2 separate regions of the Homo sapiens genome follow, and region 2 is linked to region 1. The links are chromatin contacts, found by POLR2A ChIA-PET in ENCODE. All regions are on one chromosome and are shown on one strand. Each heading gives the region's core, a stretch centred on a gene start or an enhancer-like site at or near the end of the contact. The rest is flanking DNA. Distances are from core to core; before and after follow the strand shown.

What was found. ChIA-PET counts read pairs that join two places held with the same protein, here RNA polymerase II (POLR2A).
Region 2: POLR2A ChIA-PET joins it to region 1 with 12 read pairs in MCF 10A. The contact joins the promoter of FCF1 here to the enhancer-like site in region 1. POLR2A ChIA-PET finds 5 or more read pairs at or near these places in 3 of 52 experiments (BJ, MCF 10A and PC-9).

What each region holds. Positions count from the first base shown.
Region 1 is chr14:74,569,270-74,574,515 of GRCh38, reverse strand. The region is part of intron 3 of LTBP2 (latent transforming growth factor beta binding protein 2); the gene reads left to right. Among named protein-coding and RNA genes, the nearest start is that of LTBP2, 40 kb to the left of the region's middle. Within about 2 kb of position 2,500, at least 20 of the 41 ENCODE cell types and tissues checked have a DNase peak (open chromatin) inside an H3K27ac peak, as active enhancers do; they include PC-9, where a contact is called at or near this core.
Region 2 is chr14:74,709,890-74,715,135 of GRCh38, reverse strand. It overlaps FCF1 (FCF1 rRNA-processing protein), which reads right to left and starts at 1,992. Exons shown (of 8, transcript NM_015962.5): 1 at 1,936-1,992; 2 at 1,584-1,651; 3 at 193-264. The coding sequence starts at 1,938. AREL1 (apoptosis resistant E3 ubiquitin protein ligase 1) reads left to right here and starts at 2,056. Exons shown (of 20, transcript NM_001039479.2): 1 at 2,056-2,203. RefSeq lists an enhancer at 1,879-2,158.

The sequences.
Region 1 (5,246 bases), core at 1,251-3,750:
CCTCCTTGCTGTCCCCACTTTAGAGTCACCAGCTCAGTGACATGCAGGACATGGATGTTGTACAAATGTCTTTTGGTCAATTGTGTCGTGTCCAAATAGTGGAGTATAAATGGCATAGCACAGGGACCAGCACCCAGGAGCACAGGGGTGCAGAGGTTCCCCAGAGCTCATCATGGCCTTAGTGGTGTGCTTAGAATTATGGTTACCATGGCGGAAGTTTGGGTTAAGATTGACTAGCACTAAGGTTGTGGTTAGGGTGACATTCTATTTAACAGTACGGTAGTGGTTAGGGTAAGATTAGAGGAATAACTTTAGCAGTGCAGCATTAGGGTGAGGTTTTAATCTTAGGATTGTGGTCAGGGTTGGGTTAGGGTTATGCTAAAGTAACATTTAGGACTGTGGGTGTTTTCGATTGTATGTGTGGTTGTTGTTCTAACCCACCATTGATGGAGCCTTATTGAATAAGCTGACAGTTTACAGGCACCACCTAATTTAATACTGGGGACAGCTCGGCACAGTGGCTAAGAGCATGGGCCACGAGTCAGACAGATCCCGGTTCCACTTGACTCGGTTACTCCCCAGTCGTGCTATCAAGTGTGTTCTTTCACCTCCCCGAGTCTCAATGTGAAAGACTGATGATACCAATACTGGCTGCGCAGAGCTGTGGTCAGAATAACACAAAGGAATGTGGATAAAGTGCCGGCTCACATAGGTAAGTGCTCAGTACTCGATAGCAAATACTTTTTCTTGTCTGGGTCAGTTAGAGTTCCAGCAGGAAAGGGATGGCACACTCGATGTATTTATTTACAAAAGCACTGGCAGAGTCAAGAGAAAACAATGAATAATGGTGGAGTATCCCAGGGTAGTTACGTAGGCAAGCTCTTACCCTCCAGGTCTAAAGGGGCAAGGGACCAGCAGTCATAAGAACCCAGGGTAGCTCAGGCTATAGGAGAGGGCCATGGACAGGGCTGCGGCCTCTGGTGGAGGAATGCAGCCACTGCTCACCTGCAGTACCTGTTGCGAGGGAGCTGGGAGGATCTGCACCTCCACTCACCCTTCTCCTGCCCTCTGACCTCCTGCCACAGTTCCCCACTGATGGAACTGGACCAGAAGGCAGAGGGCAAAGGAATCTCCCAGGACTCAGAGTGGGATGGAGAGGGATCCAGGGGCAAGTGGAAGATCTTCAGCACATTTGCCAGTCCTTGCCATGACCCTGTGAGGAGGGTATTCCCATGACTCCCACTTTGCAATGAGGACACTGAGGGTAAGGGCGATTCCAGCCTAGCTCTCCTCGACTTCAGAACTTGTGATTATAGTCATTGTGCGAACCAGCCTCCAGGGCATGTGAGCGTAGGCAAGTGCGGAAACATCCAGCTTGGCTTGGAAACTGCAGAGTACTGGGTTAGGCAAGGTATCCAGCGTCTTTTCAGAAAACTACAGAAGTCGGTGAGAGCCTGGAGCAGCATTCGGCCTCATTAAAATGTTAATGTATACAGTTTCCAGCACCGGACTTAAAATAACTAGTGACAATAAACATTTCAAGCTTGTAGCTATGTTCATAGCATCTAGCCAACTTAAATCCTGTAGGATTTTTGTTTGAAAGGAAGAGGCTGGGAGCAATGAAGCAAGAAAAGAGAGGAAAGACTGGCAAAGCTCTTTTTCAGATGGCCCAGGGAAGGTTCGCCCCATCCGGCTGCTTTTTACAGAACTGGCTGCTCACTCAGTGAGGGTCTCCCTCTGCGGGGGTATGTGTGTGTATGCGTGTGTGTGTGGCGGGGCGTGGGTGGAAGCTGTGGAGAGAACATGTCTCAAAAGTCATAATGGAGATTTTTTCAGGCTCCGTGAATTCTCCTTTTGAGCTCAAGTTTTTCAAATATGTATCAGGTTTCACCTCTTGTCCAGGACATAAAGGAGGTTTCTGATTTATGGGTCCGGTAGTTTTTCCAGTTACTCCATCTTTAAATCTGCCATCAGTTAATTAATTTGCCACGGTCAGAAAAGGCACTGTGAGCTTCCCAGGTGAAAATAACTTTAGCAAAGTATGATCACAGTTTAAAAAAAAAAAAAAGGGAGGCATTCTGAAACATACACTTGTTTCCACTTGTGAAATTAACTGAATCAGTGTCTCGGCACTCCTCCTCCTCCCCCTGTCATGGCGCATGCACACACACACACTCTCTCTCTCTCTCTCTCACACACACACACACAGACACACACACACACACACACACCCCACCTCTGCAGAAGGGCTAAAGGGGAAGATTTAAACCTGGCAGGATAATTTCCCAGAAAAGGATTAGAAGGGGAAAATGGATTAACTGCAAAGTCATCTGATGACTGTGTTGTATGAGGCTGCTTGGGACCCAGAGGGGTGTATTCGTCTGTCTGTGTCTATCTGTCTGCAGATGACACCGGGAAGATTGCTAAATGATTCCCAATAATGAAATGTGAAAACACATAGTTGCTTTGCTAGCCACATAGCTGTGGTTTTGTGTCTGTGATTCATGGTGGAAGTGAGTAGCTGCGACAAGCATTCTGTGGGTTTTTTTTTTTCTCCTTATTTCTCCTACAAAAATATTTGTGAAAGGTCTAAAAGGAAGTGGAGTACTTTTTGAAAAGAAAAAAAATCCCTGTTCCTTGCAAAACAAAGATTACAGATGAAAACTTCTGGAGCTACCACATTTCTGCTTCCAGATGTCGCCTACGCTGCATTTTCCTCCTGGAGCCTCAGCCCTGCCCACGATGTAACATGTCCACCCGCGAGTGCCCGCAGCAGAGGCCACTTGAGGGAGTCTGCATCTGCAGGGGTCTGGCGGTATCCTCTCAAGACCCCAGCCAGGCCACGCCCTTCCAGGGGAGAAAAATTAATTCCACATTTCTTTCTTTTTTGATGTTCTTGGGACAAGGTCAGAGGCTCCACAAAATGCAGTAGCGTGTGAGGGCAGAATTGTGAAATAATTTATGTCTTAAATAAACCTGAGTTTGAATCTCAGCTCCACCACTTAGCTATGCAGCCTACAGTGAGTGATTTAACCTTGTGAGCTTCAGTGTTCTCATCTGTAGGCTGGGGATGATCATTGCTACCTTATGGAATTGTCAGAAGGATTGACTAATCCACGTAAGTGCATCTGGCACATTTTTGGTCCTCTATAAATGACACCCAGTCTTTTTTGGTGGGGAGGAGGATGGAGTCTCGCTCTGTTATCCAGGCTGGAGTGCAGTGGCATGACCTCGGCTCACTGCAACCTCTGTCTCCCAGGTTCAAGCAATTCTCCTGCCTCAGCCTCCTAAGTAACTGGGGAATTACAGGTGCCCACCACCATGCTCAGCTAATTTTTGTATTTTTAGTAGAGACGGGGTTTCACTATGTTGGCCAGGCTGGTATCGAACTCCTGACCTCAAGTGATCCGCCCACCTCAGCCTTCCAAAGGGCTGGGATTACAGGCATGAGCCACCGTGCCCACTCTTTTTTTTTTTTTTAATATAAAGAAAAGTGGTTTATTTGGTTCATGGTTCTGTACATTTGTTCAAAGTCTCACCGTACCCACTCTTACTTGTCCCCTGCCTCGGGGGTTATCTGAGCCTTTCAGAAATGCAGCAGCGGTCATCAGAAACTTTGAGAATTTGCCCAGAGCACTTGAAGGTGTTTCCAGACCTGGGAGGTTTCTGGTCACAGCCAAGGGTGAGCAGCAGGGTGGGGAAGGGAATCTCATCCCCCAGAGGCAGACAGAGCTCAGCCTGAAGACCCTGGCCCAGCACTTCCCTGCTGGGGATGACCCCGGGCAAGTTAGCAGGCTCCCTGTGCTTCAGTTTTCTCTTCTGTAAAATGGGGACACTAGTTCCTGTATCATAGGGTTGCTGTACTAATCAAGTAAATAAAAAAATAAAATGCCTTAGCAGAGGCCTGGCACATCATAGGTTGACAGATTTGGGCTGCTAGATTGCTGAATGGAAGCTTTCCAGGTTGGGGCCCTAGTTCCCATAGAAATCTCCTTTTGTTTATGGCCCCGGGGTAAATTTCCAGCCCCTGTGAGAGCGGAAAGGGCAGGCTGGGACTTTGGCCAGTTCCTGAAAGTGTATCTTTGACCCAGGTCCCTAGCTGCCTTAGTCTACAGTGTGCTTGTCGGGGCAGGCCCACGAGTGGGGTAAACACATCTGGAGTCAGGCCTGTGTTTGCTGTTCAATAAGCCAGACCTGCTAAGCTTGTGCATGGGCATGTGTGGGGGCGCATCATGGAGGGTGGAAGGGTCCTGAAGGCCATGAGCTGGGAACTCAAGGGTTCAGGAGGTGAGCATCTCATGGCCAAGTTAGTGGTGGTGAGATGTTTGTATACCAGGTTTGCTGTGGCTTTGGGAAAGAGTCCTAGCTCAATCCCCTCAGCCTAGGTGTCTCTCCTCCCCTTCCTCCAGCCCCTCCTCCAATCTCCTGTAGCACTTGCCAGGTCCCTAGGCCCTGCCTTGCATTTTCATTCCCTTTTCATGGCTGCAGCTCTCCAGCCACTTCTGGTTTTCATACACTTCCTTGTAGTTAATGCAGCATCACCATGGCAGCTTGTGGAGGGAGTTTGGCTGCAGTGATGGGAGGGGTGAGATGAGCTTTAGAGCCTGGCAGTCCTGAGCTTTAGGACTGTGGGTTTTGCCGTTCATGAGATACGTGAGCTTGGGCCAGCTACCTTCCTCCTTCATGCCGCAAATTTCTCATAGGTCATAGTGGGGCAGAGACACCTATGTCTTAGGTTCTTGTTAGGGGACCTTTATAAGGTCATGTGTGTTTGGTGCCTGGTGCTCAGCCTGTGTTTAGTAAGTATAGCAATTATTTCATCAAGACAGGTTGTGTGGGAAGGACTCTGACGCCCCAGCAGATACCCAGAGGAAGAGATACCAGTGGACAAATCTCATTATAGTCTGATCTCTGCCCCTCAGCACAGCTGGCTTCTGTCATTGGACCTGGGAGGAGTAACCCCCTTTTGGCATGAGCAGATGCCCTGTTCTAATAGCCAGGGGAAACCCAGGCCTTGATCTGAGCTCCAGCAGCACGTCTGTACACAACTTTAGTCCTTCAGTTCAACATTCCCAGTGTCTGCCCACCCAAAGAACCTGTGCTAAGAGGGGGTCTCCTGCAATTAGACCCCATAACACATTCCAAGTGGTAAGCCAGGAATAAATAACCTTCTCCTGTGTGAATCTCATACTTCCTATTAATCATTCTTCCATTCATTCAGGCCAGTTGGAAGAAAGGATGCTAAA
Region 2 (5,246 bases), core at 743-3,242, 140 kb before region 1:
AAATTTTACTGCTCCATAAAATCCCAAAACCTTCAAACCACTAGAATTGATATATGCTCATCGATATGACTTTCATCTACATAGTTGTGCTAGACTTACTAACAAATAAGTTAGCAAACCAGCTCAGGGAAAGCCTGGATTTCTAAGAGGTCTATGGTTTTAAAGGAAAACTTCAAACGTTTGATTACTCACACTTCTCTTTCCTTTAATGCGCTGGGATCCTTCTTTTCTTTCTTTTTAGGTTTTAATCTATCCTTTTCTTTACTAGGAAGAAAAAGGTAAATTAAATCCAAGGGAGAAGAAAAACCACAGCAATTAAAATCTCAAAAATCTAAAGTTCCATTTTTTTTTTTTTTTGGTCTACTGAAGAAATCCTACTTTGTGATATCCTCATGTTAATATCAGCATACTCTTTCTGAGCAAATAACTCTAGTGCAAAGCACAGTACCTGGAAGTATCAGAATTAACCAGTAATGCCAATAATGCATAAGAATTGTTAATGAGTAAATAAAAGCTGATTATACTATATTTATTTTTTAGTCAGAATCTCTCACATCAAGGATCACAATCCACTTCCAAGCAATGGGTAAAAGGGTGACAGTTATCTTCTGAAGATTCAGATGCTTTAACTTTTGGGGGAAAAGTATTACCCCATATGCTTCTTATAAAGGGCTAAAATGTAAAAACGCATATACAGAACTTAACCCTTAACTAGAAAGAAATTATTATTAATGGAGTGTCATTCCTAAAAATTACACAATACATCCACACTAAAGGCTGAGAATAATAATTCTGAAGGTTTTAACGACTATTCTCTTATTCTGAGACTCTTTTTTGTATTTTTAGTGGAGACAGGGTTTCACCGTGTTGGCCAGGCTGGTTTTGAACTCCTCACCTCAGGTGATCCACCCGCCTCAGCCTCCCAAAGTGCTGGGATTACAGGCGTGAGCCACTGCGCCCGGCTTTCTGAGACTCTTAAACTCAGTGAAGATCAGTCTTTATTTAATAGCTATGCTTATTCTACACTTAAGCAGGGACACCGCTTTGATCCTCTTCATACTAGGGAATTTCACTTCACTTTCTTCTTCCACAGTGATTTGGATTCTTATATTAGTAAGACTTATAAAATGGAGATATCTTGGAGTTTTCCCATTTTCTCTGACAAAAATATTTGAGTACCAGGCACTGGAAACGCCAGACAAACAAGGTCTCTAACCTTGCCATCTTTCAACAAGAAACACTCCCCTCGCCCCACCCCAGGGGAATGTAGTAGTGTAATGGTAAAAACATAAAGAGAACTATACGGACTTCACCGAACTGACATGAGGTTTAAATGCGATATGGCAGACAAAGCATATAACGGTAGAAAAAGTGAACACTTAAGAAATGTTTAATTCCCATCGCCTTTCCCAGTGTGATCGCTCAGCAGCTAAATTACTGTTAAACACTGGCTATCTCATGCTATATAAATCTAAGACACGATAATAAGCAAAAAACAAAATAATAACAACAAACATTTTTACTACTTATCCTCTCTAGACTCTTATTAGAATATCCCTGGGCAGTTGATTCCAGACACTCACAGCCTCTGATCTCTGAGACTAAGCATTCGCTTCATGGTCGCATACTTCCTTGTTTTCTTTTGCTTCCCCTTGAAACAGAAATTTTAGAATTAAAAAAGTTGGAAACACACGGCATCTTTTAAAGTCTCTTCTTTTCTCTTGTCTATTGCCTTCCCTTCTTGCCTCAAATAACCCAGACCCTCTTCCCCACTCTGTAAAGCATAACAGTCACCGCTTGGAGAAGTTTAAGAGCTAAGACCAGAATGAAAATATGCTAGGATAATGTGAAGGAAATTTGGCCACGGTCTGACTACCTCCTTCTCCACCCAAAAAGTGGCCTGATAACGTCCCTTCTTGGACCGTCTTCTCTCACCATGGTCACGCCAAACTCCTGGTTCTTCCGTAATCACCAACGGCGCAATACTTCTACGTCATTCACATACTGCTTCCGGCAAAGGATAGCCCGGAAGCGGAAACTCCTTGGGGAAAGGGCAATCCCCCGAGCCGGTTCCCAGGCCGGGTGGAGACCAACTCTGGGGTCTGTTGGTGGGAGAGTGGGGAGCCCGTCTTCTGCTGAGTGCTGCCGCCCCTTCCCAGGACAGCGGAGGTGGAACTTCGTCGCGCTGCAACCCCCGGCTCGGGTAACGTTTCTCTCCAGCCTTAGGCAGAGCCCAGAAGACCTGCCTTTACCAGAGTTCCAGAGAGAGAGGGAGGAAAAGGGTAGGGGGGTTCAGACTCCTGGTTTGCCCAGTAGTTTGGGGGAACACATTCTCCTCACCCTGTAGCGTTGGGGTATCCGGTGTCTATGGTCCAGCCCTGAGGCTGTGGTTCCTATTTGGTTTTCCTAGCCGATATGGTGCTTTGTGCAGCTAGGTGGATGATTGTTCTCGAGTATATACCGTGTACTCCTCTCGGTGAAGAGAGAAATGAAGCAGTGTTTGAGGGCCTAGACTATCGCTAGAGAATTGGGGCATAAGCTTGCATATGTTACTACTTACCCAAGCCAAGAAAATGGTGAGATACAATGCACATTTATTGTGAAGCCTTGGTGTGTCATCTTTAAGTAAAAAGGGAGAATTTGTGAGAACAAGGAGCGAAAGGTAGCTTTTTTCTTTGAGTACCTGCTATGTATTCCAGTGGTTCTTAACTTTTTGGAGATAACTTATTTCTTGAAAGTTTGTGGAAAGCCAGGAACAATTCTTTAAAAAATGGGCACACATACAGTTTGTAATACACTTAATGAGATTGGTGGACTCTGAAGCCCATCCGTGGACCCTCTGGGTGTCTGTAAACTTTAAATGAAAACCCCCATCCTGTATACTGTACTTGTCACTTTATTCATATTACCTTCTTTGACCTTCTCAATAACATAAATTCTTTTATTTTACATATGGGGAAATTGAGCCCCAGACTTTGTTCAGGGGTCTGTTTGAGTCTCGTGATTCCAAAGTCTGTACTTGTATTTCTTTTTTTCTTTTTCTTTCTTTCTTTCTTTCTTTTTTTTTCTTTTTTTTTTTTTTTTTTTTTTTTTTTTTGCACTTTGTCTTCCATTCTCCAGCTACTGATCAAGCTGGGAACGGAATGGGTACCTCTGTCATACTTTTCTTATTGCATGATGCTATCCTAGAGTTGGAAGTAAAATATGTTATCAGGTTTAAAAAAGAAGGTGACCATTGTATAACCCTTATGATGAAAACACGTTTATTGTTTAACACGAACTTTGGAGTCTGACTGATGGGGTTAAAATCCTTGCTCTGCCTTATAACTCGCCATGACATTGGGTGAGTTAATCTATCTGCATCTCAGTTTCTTTATCTGTAAAATGGAGATAATCATAGTAGCACTCTTTTATTGGGATGTTATCAGGACTTATGTTTATTCATAGTTAACATGCGAGGTCCCTAGAAGAGTGTAAACCAGACTACTCAGAGTGTTTTCTGTTGTTACCATTGTGTGTCTTCCAACTTGAGGATGTGTGGCAGGGTTGGAATTTTATGCCAATTTTATTTTATTTTATTTTATTTTATTTTTGAGACAGAGCCTCCCTCTGCTGCCCAGGTTGGAGTGCAGTGGCGCAATCTCGGCTCACAGCAACCTCCCCCTCCCAGGTTCAAGCAATTCTCCTGCCTCAGCCTCCCGAGTAGCTGGGACTGCAGGCATGTGTGTGCCACCATACCTTGCTAATTTTTGTATTTTTAATAGAGATGGGTTTCACCATGTTGGCAAGGCTGGTCTCAAACTCCTGACCTCAGGTGATCTGCCCACCTCGGCCTCCCAAAGTTCTGGGATTACAGACGTGAGCCACTGTGCCAAGCCCCAATTTTTTTTTTTTTTTTTTGAGACGGAGTTAGTTTCGCTCTTGTTACCCAGGCTGGAGTGCAATGGCGCAATCTCGGCTCACTGCAACCTCCACCTCCCAGGTTTAAGCGATTCTCCTGCCTCAGCCTCCTGAGTAGCTGGGATTACAGGCGTGCGCCAACACGCCTGGCTGATTTTATATTTTTAGTAGAGACGGGGTTTCTCCATGTTGGTCAGACTGGTCTTGAACTCCCGACCTCAGGTGATCCGCCCACCTTGGCCTCCCAAAGTGCTGGGATTACAGGCGTGAGCCACCGTGCCTGGCACCAGCCCAATTTTATTTTAACATAGTTGCACTGGAACTTGAACGTGTTCATAAACCTCAAAACATTAAGTTTTCAGGTCCTGGGATGCTCAATCGCAGGGTGATTTCTTCTGTTGATTTGGGTGTAAACTTTTTCTGCTTCTCCTTTCTCTTTCAGGCACACATTCATTTAGATGGCTTAATAGTTTACATATCTGTGGGCACTGAATTTTTGATGTAGAAATGGTAGCTACAGATACTGTATGTGCCTTCTGCTTTACCCCATTTGTGGTCACTAGAAGTTCCTAATCTTTCTGGAGCAGCTTGTCTCTGTCAAGCTGCCATTCATGTGTAGAGCTAATAGCAACCAGTTTTTTGATGTATCTCTTGGTGATTAGACAATAAGCTTTTTATTGTCTAAAAGCTAAAATAACATGGTCAGTTATTCTTCTTAAACATTTGACTCATTAGTATTATATATAGGTTCAGAGGGAAAATTGCATATCATTAAATAGTAATTTGCATTTAAATTTAGGCACTGACAGAAAAACGCTCTTCTGGTAATGTGTACTTTGAATTTTGGAATCCATGAACAACAACAACTTAAAAAAAGGCCATTTGTAATTTCTATTGTAACCTCTATTGAGAGTGTTCTGATTTCCTTGATTGTTAATACCTAATAGGGAGCTAAATTAGTGTAGGAACACCATGGGGGATAAGAACATACTTAGAAAAATTTGTTTTTGTTGCATTGTAATTTTATTGCAATCTGAGGTTCTTATAGCGTGAAATGAAAGTGGTCAGATACTCTACAGCATTCTTTGATGGGGATGGAAAGTGGGGGATGCGAAGCTGGGAGGTAGTGTTGATTTGTGATGGATGGGAGCAGAAAGTAATTGCTTTTGGGCACATACTTGTGAGGAAAAGAAATGATTTTAGTCCTTCTCAGCAGTCAAGAGGGTTGTTTTGCATTTTTCTGCAGTCTTGAAGAGAAAAAATCACCCAAGGCATTGGACACACAGTTTGAACACATAATTGGGCTTGGACTTCATTCCATTCACTAATTGGTCTAACTTACTAAT